2 separate regions of the Homo sapiens genome follow, and region 2 is linked to region 1. Evidence: chromatin contacts called from ENCODE Hi-C or POLR2A ChIA-PET data. All regions are on one chromosome and are shown on one strand. Each heading gives the region's core, a stretch centred on a gene start or an enhancer-like site at or near the end of the contact. The rest is flanking DNA. Distances are from core to core; before and after follow the strand shown. Region 1 has its middle 29 kb from the start of MIR6775. Region 2 overlaps CA5A (carbonic anhydrase 5A).

Region 1 (7,154 bases), core at 3,194-5,693:
CATTTTGGGAGGCCGAGGCGGGCAGATCACTTGAGTGAGGTCAGGAGTTTGAGAACAGCCTGGCCAACATGGTGAAACCCCGTCTCCACTAAAAATACAAAATTAGCTGGGTGTGGTGGTGCTTGCCTATAATCTCAACTACTTGGGAGGCTGAGGCAGGAGAATCGCTTCAACCCAGGAGGTAGAGGTTGCAGTGAGCCGAGATCGTGCCATTGCACTCCCGCCTGGCAACAACAGCAAAACTCCATCTCAAAAAAAAAAAAAAAAAATAGAAAAGAAAGAAAGCAGCTCTCGCTGCCAGCTGGTCACAGACACTGGGTGCTGAGATGGACCAAGTCCCACTGCACTCCAGCCTGGGTGACAGAGCGAGACTGTCTCAAAACACACACACACACACACACACAAACACCTGTTTCTCTGTGGGCATCTGCTGCCTCTTGCAGCCTGACCGTTATGCACTATGATACCCGCAGAGGCTGTTTCCTTTTTCTTCTTTCAAAATGTGTCTCCTCATAGCCCATGCAGCACCAGGAGCGAGGGAGAGAAGGAAGAAAGTGGCCGAGGGGCACCGACCCCATCCCTCCACAGCACACCCTTCACAGTGGTCTGTGCTGTCACTCTCTGGGTGTTCGTCTGCCTGATGAGGCTGGCAGCTCCCAGAACGCACTGGTGGGGGTTCATTCATTCTGGGACCCTCCAGTTCCTGGTACAGGGCCCTGCATCAGATCACACCACCCAGTCCACATAGCACGGGATGGGGCAGAGATGACCACACACTTCATTCACCCTCCTTGTGTCATACGATTCTGGAAGAGTAGAATCCAGTGGCAGTGACACTGTGCCAATTCCAGGCCAGGCCCCAGGAGGCTGGCAGCTCCTACATCCCTTCTTCCCTTCTCTCAGAACAGTCACTCTGGAGCAAGGAGCTTCCACGTGAGAAACCCCACTACCCTCAGACTGCCAGGTGATGGGGAGCTCCAGGCAAGCCCCATGGAGCCCGCGTAGAGAGACAGTTGCCTAACTAGCCCCAGGGGTTCCAGCCCTCCCAGTGAGGGGCCAGACACGTGGACAAAGAAGCCTTGAGAGGACTCTAGACTCAGCCACCACCTGACTGCAAGTGCATGGGAGACCCTGCACAAGAACCACCTGGCTGAGCCCAGCCTGTCCCAGACTCATGAGCTGCTACACTATTGTCCTAAGCCATTACGTGTTGAGCTGATTTGTTCTGCAGCAATAGATAGCCCAAGAAGTGGCTTGGTGAGGACCAAAACAGGCTCCCACTCTAGGGGGGACGCATTGTTAAACAGCACTCCCTCTGGGCTGACACAGTCCACAGGAGGCTAGTGGACACCACCTCTGTGCAGGGAAGCAGAGGCCCCATCTTTGAGCTGGAGGAGGCCCAGCCAGAATGCACAGGGTGCCCATGAGTCGCAGGCTGGCGCCAGGTGCTTTTGTACAGTGAACAAACTGTGCAACTGTATGTGGTGGCCCTTCCTAGAGCTCTCATTGCAGACAGGAGGCAGGAAGAGTCTGATGAGAGCTCCATCACCGTCCTTCACAGTATCCTTACTGACTTTCATCCGCCCAGTCCACAGAGGGGCCCCTTGCTCATGCTGGGGAACTCAGTGCAGCAGGGACCTGGCAGAATGCTCAGGCGAAGGGAGGTGGGGTGCCAGGAGACCATGGAGAAGGGCGCTGGCTGGGCTTGGCAACACACGGGTCAGGACCTGACTCTACTTCCCGGGCACAGGGCTGCAGTCACTGCTTGTCCCAGCCTTGTTCGCCCGACCAAGCTCTTTTGAAGTTCAATGCCAGGAACATTAACAAGTGTGCTGATCTGGAACTGAGTGCTGCCTGACCCCCATCTTTGGCTCTTCTGCCCCGGATGCACCTACCCCACTCCCTGGTATCCCTGCCTGTCCAGAACTGCCTGGTGTCATTATCCAGCCCTGCCCCGCCCAACCTGAAGGGATTTGCCTCCCAGCCTCCAGATTCTCTCTCTGCTGTGTCCACCCTGTTCTGGGCCCGGGGGCCTCTCTTGCCTTCAGGGGCCTCTCTTGCCCACGGGGGCCTCTCTTGCCCACTGTGGCTTCCAACTGGGTTTGTGGCTGGATTTTCTTCCCCAGCTCCCCACTGGAGCTCTGCTGTGGGGCATGCTTCTCCAGGAAGGCCAGCAGCCCCTCCCTGTTGCAGGGATCTCGGGACCTTCTGGGCCCTCCCTGTCCTCCCTGAGCTCGGGGTCCCTGGTCCTGCTCTCTCGAAGCCTCGGTTTCCTAGGCCCTTCCCACACTGGCGAATACTCTCTGTATCCCACCCTCCTCCCCACCACGTTCCCACCACGACCCTGCCTGAGGAGGGTCGAAAAGAAAACAACATGGCTTTGACTGCTGTCCTGAGGCTTCCCGGGATGACCCCTCGACTCCACCTTTCCAGGAAGGCACCTGCTTAGTCAAACACATAGCACCTGGACAGACACTTTATCCCATATCTTGGGGTCTGATGGGCAGGGGCAGCATGTGGAGAGAGAGGGCGGATGGGCCGTCATCCTTCCTTCCCCAGAGGCTGACCTTTCTCGCTGGTCTCTGGGGCCTCGTGGCCATGGGGCCTCCAACGCCGCCCAGCCATGTTGCTGAGGGCGAGGCACCAGGCCTCTCTGTGGCCCGCTTCCTCCCATGTCATAGTGGTCATCATAGCCCTGCCACCTGCCCATCTGCCTGTGGCTCACCCAGCTGGGAAGGAACTGAGAGTTGTGAGATCCACACACACTCCCCAGGCAGGGGCTCTCCCCGCCCTGACCTTGGTGCATGGACCCCTGGCCTTTTTTTTTTTTTTTTTTTTTGAGATAGAGTCTTGCTCTGTCACCCAGGCTGGAGTACAGTGGCGCGACCTTGGCTCGCTACAACATCCGCCTCTCGGGTTCAAGCGATTCTCCTACCTCAGCCTCCCAAGTAGCTAGGATTACAGGCATGCACCACCATACCGGGCTAATTTTTTTTTTTTTTTTTTTTTGAGACAGAGTTTCACTCTTGTTGCCAAGGCTGGAGTGAAGTGGCACGATCTCAGCTCACCACAACCTCCACCTCCCAGGTTCAAGCAATTCTCCTGCCTCAGCCTCCCGAGTAGCTGGGACAACAGGCATGCACCACCAGGCCTGGCTAATTTTGTATTTTTAGTAGAGACAGGATTTCTCCATGTTGAGGCTGGTCTCGAACTCCTGACCTCAGGTGATCCGCCCGCCTCGGCCTCCCAAAGTGCTGGGATTACAGGCATGAGCCACCATGCCAGGCCAATTTTTTGTATTTTTAATAGAGAAGCGGTTTCACCATGTTGGCCAGGCTGGTCTCGAACTCCTGACCTCAGGTGATCCACCTGCCTCGGCCTCCCAAACTTACGGGATTACAGGTGTGAGCCACCGTGCCTGGCGGGCCCTGTGTTTTGATACCTGAGAAGGTGCAGCTCACCTGGTTCTGGAGTTTAATTGGACCCTGAGTTCTCCCAGTGGAAGTCTGAGAAGGCCAAGCTGAGCTCGATGGCTGTCAGAATCCTCATTTACATTGGATGAACAGGGCGCAGTTTCCCCTGCTCCGGAGGATGGTGGGGTGAGGTGGGAGCCCAGCCTGGGGGAGTGGGGGCAATAGAAGCTGTGGGAGCAGCAGCCCCCCAGGGGCCAGGACCACGAAGCCTCCAGGGACGAGCAAGGAGGCCGCAGAGGGCCAGGCATCAGAGTGGAGAGCAGACGCACAGGACACCCAGAGAGGCCCCTGCCCCTACCTCGCCCCCTCCAAGAACATGCTCTTCCAGTGAAGTCACTGCAGCCCCACTCCCTCCCCACACGGAGGAGGAGGCAGCTTTAGGGTACCTAGGACACGAAGGTGACCAAGACACACCACTGTGGTCAAGGGGCGTGTGGCTGAGGACGACATCTGTCAACCTCCCTTACCATGACTCACGTTCAGAAATCCACAGACATACGCATACATGTGTCGGAAACAAAAGTGGCACCGACAGTTCTCTCAAAGGAGCCGTGTTCTGCGCAGACACCCGCAGCCCCTGTCCAACATACAGCCAGGTAAAGCTGCAGCCGGGCCTCCCGGCACCCCAGGCCCCTCCCTTTGCAGCCGGGGCACGGCCCACAGCTCTTTAAAAAGCCCACTGCCTTACATCCCCACGCTGTCCTGCAGAAGACTGCAGTCAGGTCTTCTGCCTCCCAGAATCATTTCCCCAGCAGCCCGGCGGCGCCCACCCAGCCCCAACGGGGCCTGTCCTGGGAGGTGCCTGCAGGGCGGCTCTTGTTTTCTTTCCCACTTCTGTGCCCACGTGCATTTGTAAGGGCTCCGGGAGGAGGGGGCTTCCCTTTTCTGTGGGTCTCTTTCAGGTCCTCCTTCCACAGAGCTACACAAGGCCCCACTAATTGCTCTAATTGCCTTGCCGCCACCTGGTGCAGATGCAGCCGCCTTTCCAAACGGAGCTGCCGGGCAGGGCTGTAACTCATACTTCCTGCTTGAATCATGTCTGCCTCTTACATCAGCCACCAGCCTCTTTTTCATCCAGCATGGGAGGGTGCAGCTGGGGCAGAGCTGCCGTTGATGTAAAGTCACTAAGCCCTGGGGGCTGGGTTCATGAGTGGGATGGGAATGGAGGTGCCCCGGGGGCTCCTCTTTCTCTCCAGAACATGCTGCACCCTTTGTGGGCAGGTTGGCACCTGTACAATTGGAGATAATGGGTGTCATACGGTCCAGTTGCTCCTCTGAGCTGCTCTGACACGCACCTGCCCTCACCTGGGACACGGCAGGCTCCCCTGTGAGCCACCCCTGGAGGCGCGGTTCCTGGAAGCAGGGAGGGAGGAGGGCAGGGAGGTTGGGGTGGGGCCCTTTAAGGAGTCAGCCCTGCCCTTTAATCCTCACAGGGACGATGGGAGCCAGGATGGCTGCCAGCGTTTCGAGATAACGCCAGCCATGCAGGGCCTGGAAGGGGGAGCATCACCCAGGCACCTCACAGAGCACACATATGCAAAGCCACACGGTCCACACCCCAGCAGACACGGGAGAGAGGCTTCGCACCACCAGCTCCCAGTGATGATGCTGCCTGCCTGCAGCCTGGTGTTTGCAGCTGGACTTAGTTCTTAACCAGGGGATACAGCAATGTTTAGAACAGGGGTGTCCAATCTTTTGGCTTTCCTGGGCCACCCTGGAAGAAGAATTGTCTTGGGCCACACATCAAATGCACTAACAATAGCTGATGAGCTAAGAGAAAATCACAAAAAAAATCTCATAATGTTTTAAGCAAGTTTACGAATTTGGGCTGGATGCAGTGGCTCATGCCTATGATCTCAGCACTTTGGGAAGCTGAGGTGGGTGGATCACTGAGGTCAGGAGTTCGAGACCAGCCTGGCCAACATGGTGAAACCCCGTCTCTACTAAAAATACAAAAATTAGCCAGGCGTGGTGGTGCCTGCCTGTAGTCCCAGATACTTGGGAGGCTGAGGCAGGATAATTTCTTGAACCCAGGAGGCAGAGGTTCCAGTGAGCTGAGATTACGCCACTGCACTCCTGCCTGAGCAACAGAGCAAGACTCCATCTCAAAAAAAAAAAAAAAGTTTATAAATTTGTGTTGGGCCTCATTCAAAGCTGCACTGGGCCACAGGTCGGACAAACTTGGCGTAAAATATTTTTGGGTTGTCACAATTAACTAACGGGGAGGTTGCTGCTGGCCTCCAGTCGGTGGAGGCCAAGGATGCTGCTAAGCATCCTGCAATGCACAGGAAACAACCAATTAACCCCACAGTGAAGAATTATCCAGCCCCCAATCCCAGTGACCAAGACTGAAAAACCCGGGCTGGGAGAGACAGTGCTGCCATCGATTGCTTATGTCTGCCACTGGTGCAGACAGGGTGGTGGTGATGCCTGCAATCCTAATCCCACCCGGCAGACTGTCCTGAATGTATAACCCATCTCACCTCCCACTGTTCTCTCTGGGACCTTCACACCTATAGTCTCCTTTGCTCTGTGAGCTCCAGGTTGAGGAGAGGTGCTTGGACCTGGGCCACCATGTTGCACAACTGCGTAGGTTCTGCAACATGTTGGCCTCCTTTGGATTGTTGTTGTCTTGAGGATGGTTTTTATACAGGCCGGGAGTTGAAATCTCAAAGAGCTACAGGGCCCAGACCCAGGAAAGAGATGAGTGAAGTGGGCAGGTGGGAATGATGGTTAAATGCAGAGGCGTGCCACAACCAAGGGGCAACAGCCTTCAGCCCCCGCCACTTCCAGGCTCTGAGGATGGTGAGCCCCAGATTACTAAATCTTTCATTTTTTTAAAAGGAAGTAAAAAATGTGTTTTTCTTTTTTAAATGTGAAATTGGCCGGGTGCACCTTGACCTCCAAAACTGCTGGGATTACAGGCATGAGCCATCACACCTGGTCAGGAATCTGTTTTTTAAAAGATTTTAAACAATGTTCTTTATCTTGATAGGGATTCGGGTTAACAAGTGTATGTGTCTGGCAAAACTCATGAAGTGGTGCCTCGTAGGTAGTTTGCTTCAGTGTATGTGACTGTACACAAAGAAGAAAGAAGGAAGGGGTGGAAGGAAAGGAGAAAGGGAAAGAGAGGACCATAAACCAATGCTGAACACTAGTTGAAGCCCAAGTCCAGTATGATTTCCAGAGGTTTCCCTAACACCCGCTATCCCATAACTCAACCATTTTACCATGTCCTGTGCCACTGGTATTCTTTTTTTTTTGAGACAGAATCTCGCTCTGTCACCCAGGCTGGGGTGCAGTGGCATGATTTTGGATCAACGTTGTCAGCGGGGTCCCCGCAGGAGATCTGAGCACAAGTTCCTTCTGGGAGCAGGGAGGTGCATAGGCACCTGGATCATCATTTCCGCTTCTGGGGTGGCAATTCTCCTAGAACCTGTTCACAGCTGTGGCATTCGTGTCCTGGAACTGCTATCATTAGCTTCCACAAAACAGGTGGCTCTAACAACAGAAACTGAGGGTCCTGCAATCCTGGAGAACTAAAGTCCAAAATCAAGTTGTCAGCAGGGCCTGCTCCCTCCAGAGGCTCTAGAGGAGGCTCCTTCCTTCCTCTTCCGGCTCCTGGTGGCCCCCAGAGTCCCTTGGTGCCTGGCTGCATCGCTCCAATCCCTGCCTTCCCCC
Region 2 (7,154 bases), core at 1,794-4,293, 91 kb after region 1:
CAGATCACCTGAAGTCAGGAGTTCAAGACCAGCCTGACCAACATGGCGAAACCCCATCTCTACTAAAAATACAAAAATTAGCCAGGCATGGTGGCAGGTGCCTGTCATCGCAGCTGCTCGGGAGACTGAGACACAGGAACTGCTTTGGCACAGGATGCAGAGGTTGCAGTGAGCCGAGATGGCACCATTGCACTCCAGCCTGGGCAACAGAGAGAGAGACTCTGTCTCAAACAACAGCAGCAGCAGCAAAACCCACAGCATTATTGTGATAGAATTCACATACCATGCAACTCTCCCATCTAAAGTGTACAGCCTGGTTGGGCGCAATGGATCATGTCTGTAATCCCAGCACTTTGGGAGGCCGATGTGGGAGGACTGCTTGAGGCCAGGAGTTTGAGACCAGCCTAAGCAACATAACGAGACCCTGACTCTACAAAAAATACAAAAACTAGCCAGGTGCAGTGGTGCACGCCTGTGGTCCCAGGTAGTTGGGAGGCTGAGGTGGGAGGATGGCTTGAGCCCCGGAGGTTGAGGCTGCAGTGAGCTGTGATCATACCACTGCACTCTAGCCTCGGTGACGGAGTGAGATCCTTTCTTAAAATAAGTAAATAGGCTGGGCACGGTGGCTCACGCCTGTAATCCCAGCACTTTGGGAGGCCGAGGCGGATGGATCACCTGAGGTCAGGAGTTCGAGACCAGCCTGACCAACATGGCGAAACCATGTCTCTACTAAAAATACAAAATTAGCCAGGCGTGGTGGCGCATGCCTGTAATCCCAGCTACTCGGGAGGCTGAGGCAGGAGAATCACTTAAACCCGGGAGGCAGAGGTTGCAGTGAGCTGAGCTCATGCCATTGCACTCCAGCCTGGGCAACAAGAGTGAAACTCCATCTCAAAAAGAAAACAAAAAACAAAAAACAAAAAAAGTAAATAAAAATTGAAGGGTACAGTTCTATGGTTTTGGGTATATTCACAGTTGTGCAGCCATCCCAAGTCAATTTTAGAACTTCCACCTCAAGGGGGAAGCTTGGTACTTTTTAGCTATGGTCCCCACCCCCGCCCTGCTGCTTCTGTCTCTGTGGGTTTCATAGGAACTGAGTCATGTAACATGTGGAACATTTGTGTCTTGTGTCTCTCACTCAGCACGGCGCTTTTGAGGCTCACCCACACCGCAGCATGAGTTAGAGCTGTGTCCTTTCTGATTGCCAAGTAATATCTCACTGCATGGTCTAGCTGGGTTGACATCCCATTGCACGCTCTAGCTGGGCTGTGAAGGAGCAGACTGCTTGTGCATGTGGGTAACAGGCGGGTGTGCAGTGAGACATCAGTCTGGTGCACGTGGGTAACAGGCGGGTGTGCAGTGAGACGTCCGTCTCCTCCTGCCTGCCACACATCCCCAGGGCACAGATGTGCCAGTCACTTTCTGAGCAACTACTTCAAATCTTCAGAACAACCCTTTGAGAAGTATTTCTAGTTTACTGATGAAGATAGACAGACAGATATAAAAAACTTGCCCAAAGCCACGTTGCCAGTCAGGGCCACTGAGGCCTGGCCCGTTCCGAGGTGCGGGCTCTTCCTTCCCTCCCCAAGGCTGCAGGAATCAGTCAGGGGAGTGGCAGGCTCCAGCCATGCCACTGCGGGTAGGTTTCTTGCCAATTAAGCTTTCTGCCTTGGGCTGAGAAGAGGATGCCTGTGTGTTGCCTCATCGTCCCCAGGAGTTCCTGTCCTGTCTCTAAGATGCATGAGGGCTGGAGCAGCCATGTGGTTACAGAAAACTGCTCCCCCTCAGGGCCCCCAAAGCAAATCAGGGCCCTTCCTTTATGCATGTGGTGATCCTCAGGCAGCTAGAATGGGACACCGGTGAGCACACCAATGAGGCTGAAGACCATCACATCCATTATCTGAGCACGGATGGCCCAGCTACCTGTGGAAAGCACCACAAGCCTTTGCTGGTGGAAGTGGGTTGGTGACTTGTTCCACTTTTCTTTTATTTATTTATTGTTTTTGAGACAGAGTTTCACTCTTGTTGCTCAGGCTGGAGTGCAATGGCACGATCTCGGCTCACCACAACCTCCACCGCCCAGGTTCAAGCGATTCTCCTGCCTTAGCCTCCCTAGTAGCTGGGATTACACGCATGCGCCATCACGCCTGGCTACTTTTCTGTTTTTAATAGAGATGGGGTTTCTCTATGTTGGTCAGGCTCGTCTCAAACTCCTGACCTCAGGTGATCCGCCCGCCTCAGCCTCCCACAGTGCTGGGATTATAGGCGTGAGCCACGCTCTGTTCCTGGTTTTGTCTTCTTTCTCTTAAACAGGACCCCACATTTTATGAGCGTCAAGCCCCACCCAGCCTAACTCCGCCCTTGCTTTGTCCTCTTAGAGTCTCAGTTTCCCCAGGTGTACGACAGGCAGTGTGGTGGCGGTAATGGGCTTCCATCAGTGCCTGCCACGTGGGCGTGGGGCTCAGTAGGTGCTGCCGCTGCTGCTGCCAAAGCTAGAAGAGCCCCCACAGGGCACAGAGCCGTTCCCTGGATCCCCTGGACCTGGTGGGCTGTTTCCACCTCCACAAGGCAGCCAATTCCCCGGTAGCTCTGACTGTTGCGAAGGCAGGGAGGAGGGGGGACCCCAGCAGCCTGAGGAGCTTGCGGCTTGTCCAGGCATGGAGGGTGGGGACCCTCTGTGGGCAGTTTTTGCCAAAACTTCTGGCTATGGTGAGAGGGTCAAAGGCGAAGCCTTGAGGTCTCCATTCTGGAATTGTCTGCCCGGGGTCACCAGGACCACACTGGGGCTGTGCCTGCGTGCTGGGAGCTGAGTGCATAGTGACAGGTCGGCACTGGTAGGGGCCTGTGCAGATGGGATGGTGCTGGGGGTGGGGGTGGGGGTCCAGGCTTCCAGGCAGCGCCTGATGTGGTTTTGGTTACAGACACTGCCTGTGTTTCCCTCTAAGCTGCTGAAAAGCTCAGAAATGTGCAGCAGGGGCTGGAGCTCAGCCTGGGTTCTGACTGCATGCGGGAGGTGGGCGCCAGGATGACTGGGACTTCAGGCTGCGTGGACCCACTTCCTGGGTTTAAAAACGGGCTCTTCACCTGCCAGCTGTGTGCTCGGGCAAGGCCTTCTCTGCCTCTCTGAGCTTTGGTTTTCCTGTGTGTGCAAGACAGATGAATCACAGGCCCTGCCCCGTGGAGTGATTGGAAGATTCAGTGTGATAATTTATGTGGAGGGCTGTCGCTTCTTTGAACCCCTTCCGCCGAGGTGTAGGGTGATGTCCCCTTGCCCTGAGCCTGGGCAGGTGCTCCTGACGGGAGTGGTAAACAGGATGCCGCAGGAGCAGTGCTTTGTGACTCTGGAAGCCAGGGCAGAAAAGGACATCGTGTCCATCTGGCTCTTTCTGGAAATGCACCCTTGGAGCCCTGAGCACTGCATAGAAGCCAGCTGGGTCCCCAGGGAGTGACCGTGGCAGGCATTCCTGGAGGGTCTCTGCCGAGTCAGTCCCACAGCAGGGCCCGGACCAGCCTGGAACCAGGAGAGATGATGGGGACTACGTGACTCTGGTCTTTCCTGCCCTAATTCAGGACAACTTGTTCCTTAACTGGAGGAAACCAGGAAAGCAGCCCAGAAGCTGCAGGTGAGCCCGTCCCTGGGTGAGAACTGCTGAGTCCGCGGGGGAGTGGCAGAGCTGGGATTTGAAGCCAAGGCCATCTGCCCTTGAGCCTGAGGCCACCATGGCCCTGTCCTGCCCTGCACTGCCCACCAATCAGGAATTAGATTCAACCACACTTCTAGCATTTTCCATCACAAGGCCATCATTCTAAAATTTCATGGGCTCCCAGAAGGTAATAGCTCTCTCTGGGAATCACCTGACAGAAAGCACCCGCAGCAACAAAAAGCGATTTTAACCTTAGTGATTGGGCTGGTGGATTTTCGTTTCGTGACGGGCAGCAGCAGCCTGTGCCTTCCACAGCAGACTTGAGTGTGTGAGTGTTGGCCACAGCTGGGCCTTAAACTCAACTGCACATTTCACCAAGAACCAGACATGCTCCTTATTCCATTACATGGTGAGAATGCTGCTCTAGTGTGGATTTTTTTTTTTTTTTTTTTTTTGGAGACGGATTCTCGAGCTGTCACCCAGACTGGAGTGCAGTGGCACGATCTCGGCTCACTGCAACCTCCGTCTCCTGGGTTCAAGCGATTCTCCTGCCTCAGCCTCCTGAGTAGCTGGGATTACAGGAGTGTGCCACGATACCCAGCTAATTTTTGTATTTTTAGTAGAGACGGGGTTTTGCCATGTTGGCCAGGCTGGTCTTGAACTCCTGACCTCAGGTGATCTATTCACCTCAGTCTCCCTAAGTGCTGGGGTTACATGTGTGAGCCACCATACCTGGGCTACTGTGGATGTTTAATATCTCCATTTCACAGGCGAGGAAGCTGAGGCTCAGAGGTGCGCAGCTCAGGAGTGGTGGATCTGGGCTCTGAACCCAGGAGTCCAACTGTGGGGCTCTCTGATACACTGTGCTATGGGAGAAGCTCCCAGAAGTCCTAGGCTAGGAGCCTCTAGGCGAGAGAGTTGTTCAAGTCTCTTCCCATTCCCTGGCCCATGAAGCACAGACTCTTGCTCCCAAGGCTGGGCCTTTTACCTCCTAAGGTCTTTTTTTTTTTTTTTTTTTTTTTTTTGAGATGAGTCTCGCTGTGTCACTCGGCCTGGAGTGTAGTGGCACAATCTGAGCTCACTGCAACCTCCACCGCCCAGATTCAAGCAATTCTCCTGCCTCAGCCTCCTGAGTAGCTGGGATTACAGGCACCCGCCACCACGCCTGGCTAATTTTTGTATTTTTAGTAGAGATGAGGTTTTATCATGTTGGCCAGGCTGGTTTTGAACACCTGACCTCAAGTGATAAGCCCGCCTTGGCCTCCCAAAGTGCTAGGATTACAGGCGTGAGCCACCGCACCCAGCCTCTTAAGGTCTTTTAATTTCTCAAAGGTCTAACTCGGCCAGGTGCGGTGGTTCACGCCGGTAATCCCAGCAATTTGGGAGGCCAAGGTGGGCAGATCACTTGAGGTCAGGAGTTTGACACCAGCCTGGCCAACATGGTGAAATCCCGTCTCTACTAAAAATACAAAAATTAGCCAGGCATGGTGGTGGGCGCCGGTACTTCCAGCTACTCATGAGGTTGAGGCAGGAGAATCACTTGAACCTGGAAGGCGGAGGTTGCAGTGAGCCGAGGTCGCACCATTGCACTCCAGCCTGGGCAACAGAGCGAGATTTTATCTCAAAAAAAAAAAAAAAAAAAAAAAAAAAAAAAAAGAGTCTAACTCTTTATTTTCAGCTGAGGGGATGAGCCCAGAGATCAGCATCAGGACCAGAGCTCAGTCCGCGGTGGCACTTCCTCCCCTGTCCCGGGCATCATTCCTCCCCTGTGGTTTGCCTAGAAAATTCTGACTTACCCCATGGAGAAGAAATGCTCCAGAACCTTCCCCGGGAGGAAAACAGCCCTTGGGTAAAGGGTCCTTCACAATCAGCTCTTTTCTTTCCCACCAAGAGGTGGGACCACCTGGTGTGGGAGGTGGAGGCTGGCTGGGAAAACAACCCCTGCCCAGGTTTCCTCTGGCTGTGGAGCCGCGTGGAGGAAGAGGATGGGGCGTCAGAGCTCTCAGAACCGTGGCCTTGTGAAGTTCCTGAGCAGGCAGATGGGGCGGCAGGGGGTGATCTGGTCCCAGTCCCAGGAGGCCACCCCGAAGCCAGCATCAAGGCGAAGGCCACGTACAGATCAAACGTCTCCTTGAACCGCGAGGAAGGGCTGGTCCCAGCTCCATCTGGACCAGCCTCCACCATTGTTAACACAGGTTGAAGCCTCATCCGTCCGCACATGTGAGGCTTGCGTTGACTCCTTCTGCCCTGGAATTCTTTTGTATGCTGCTGAATAAATAAACTACATTTCTTTGGAATTTCTCCTTCTCCCTCAAAGCCTTTTCTCAGCTGATCTTGGAGAAAGGCGACACTGTTGTCCCCACCATCTTTTCGAGCTGCGCTGGATACAGGGAAGCCTATGGATCGCTGGGCGGAGAGCTGCGGTTTGGGCAGGTTTCTCTCCGCCCTTGGGCTTGGGGTCGGACAGGGACGTTCAAGGAGAGTGCTGGGTGGTACATGAGTCAACATTCTTAAATGTTATTAGTTAGGGATTTGAGGTTTTTGTTTCAATCTGTTTTAAAACAAACTTTATCATTAGTGAATACCATCACCCAGGACAAGGCTAAAAATTTTTCGAGCTAATCAATTTAAAGAAAAATATTAACTAGGCTGGGCGCGGTGATTCACGCCTGTAATCCCAGCACCTTGGGACGCCAAGGCGGGCGGATCACCTGAAGTCAGCAGTTTGAGACCAGCCAGCCTGGCCAACATGGTGAAACCCCGTCTCTACTAAAAATACAAAAATTAGCTGGGTATGGTGGCGCACACCTATTGTCCCAGCCGCATGGGAGGCTGAGGCAAGAGAATTGCTTGAACCCGGGAGGCGGAGGTTGCAGTGAGCCAAGATCGCGCCACTGCATTCCAGCCTGAGTGACAGAGGGAGACTCCTCGAAAAAATAAAAAAGAAAAGAAAAGAAAAATATTCAGTAGAAAGTTGTCCCATTGGCAGGCAGATATGTCAAACGTCTTCAGGATCTCGCCTGCATGGCTGAATTTTGGGAACTTCTGTTGAGCTCAACACCCTTATTTTATGGAGGAGGAAACAGGGTCCCAGAGCAGTGGTGATGCATTCGAAGTCAGAGAGACCTAGCTGTGGACACACCAGCATCAACCCTGCGGAATCCCATTTCCAGAACTGGAACCACAGCCCCTTGGCGGGGCTCTTTCCACTACGCCATTTCTTTTTCCTTGCAAATGAATCGCTGCACTAAACAATTTTGCTTGTCAGATTATACTGATTTCTTTCTTTTCTTTTCTTTTTTTTTTTTTGAGATGGGATTTCACTCTTGTCACCCAGGCTGGAGTGCAATGACACGATCTCAGCTCACTGCAACCTCCACCTCTGGGTTCAAACGATTCTCCTGCCTCAGCCTCCCGAGTAGCTGGGATTGCAGGCATGTGCCACCGCACCCAGCTAGTTTTGTATTTTTAGTGGAGACGGGGTTTCTCCATGTTGGTCAGGCTGGTCTC

Evidence for each region. Hi-C counts contacts between places; a loop is a spot of excess contacts on that map. ChIA-PET counts read pairs that join two places held with the same protein, here RNA polymerase II (POLR2A). Pooled maps may share reads with other maps.
Region 2: a pooled map shows a loop between it and region 1 (8-fold over the local background). The contact joins two enhancer-like sites. A Hi-C loop is called at or near these places in 7 of 37 single-sample maps with no recorded cell type and 9 of 50 pooled maps. POLR2A ChIA-PET finds 5 or more read pairs at or near these places in 8 of 52 experiments (H1, activated B cell, activated CD4-positive, alpha-beta T cell and 4 more).

What each region holds. Positions count from the first base shown.
Region 1 is chr16:87,802,433-87,809,586 of GRCh38, forward strand. No RefSeq gene overlaps it. Among named protein-coding and RNA genes, the nearest start is that of MIR6775, 29 kb to the right of the region's middle. RefSeq lists enhancers at 3,489-4,432, 4,428-4,827, 4,433-5,374, 4,908-5,027, 5,078-5,217 and 2 more and a silencer at 3,226-3,564. Within about 2 kb of position 4,444, at least 23 of the 41 ENCODE cell types and tissues checked have a DNase peak (open chromatin) inside an H3K27ac peak, as active enhancers do.
Region 2 is chr16:87,894,653-87,901,806 of GRCh38, forward strand. All of the region lies in intron 5 of CA5A (carbonic anhydrase 5A), which reads right to left. Among named protein-coding and RNA genes, the nearest start is that of SLC7A5, 29 kb to the left of the region's middle. RefSeq lists an enhancer at 3,183-3,882. Within about 2 kb of position 3,044, at least 3 of the 41 ENCODE cell types and tissues checked have a DNase peak (open chromatin) inside an H3K27ac peak, as active enhancers do.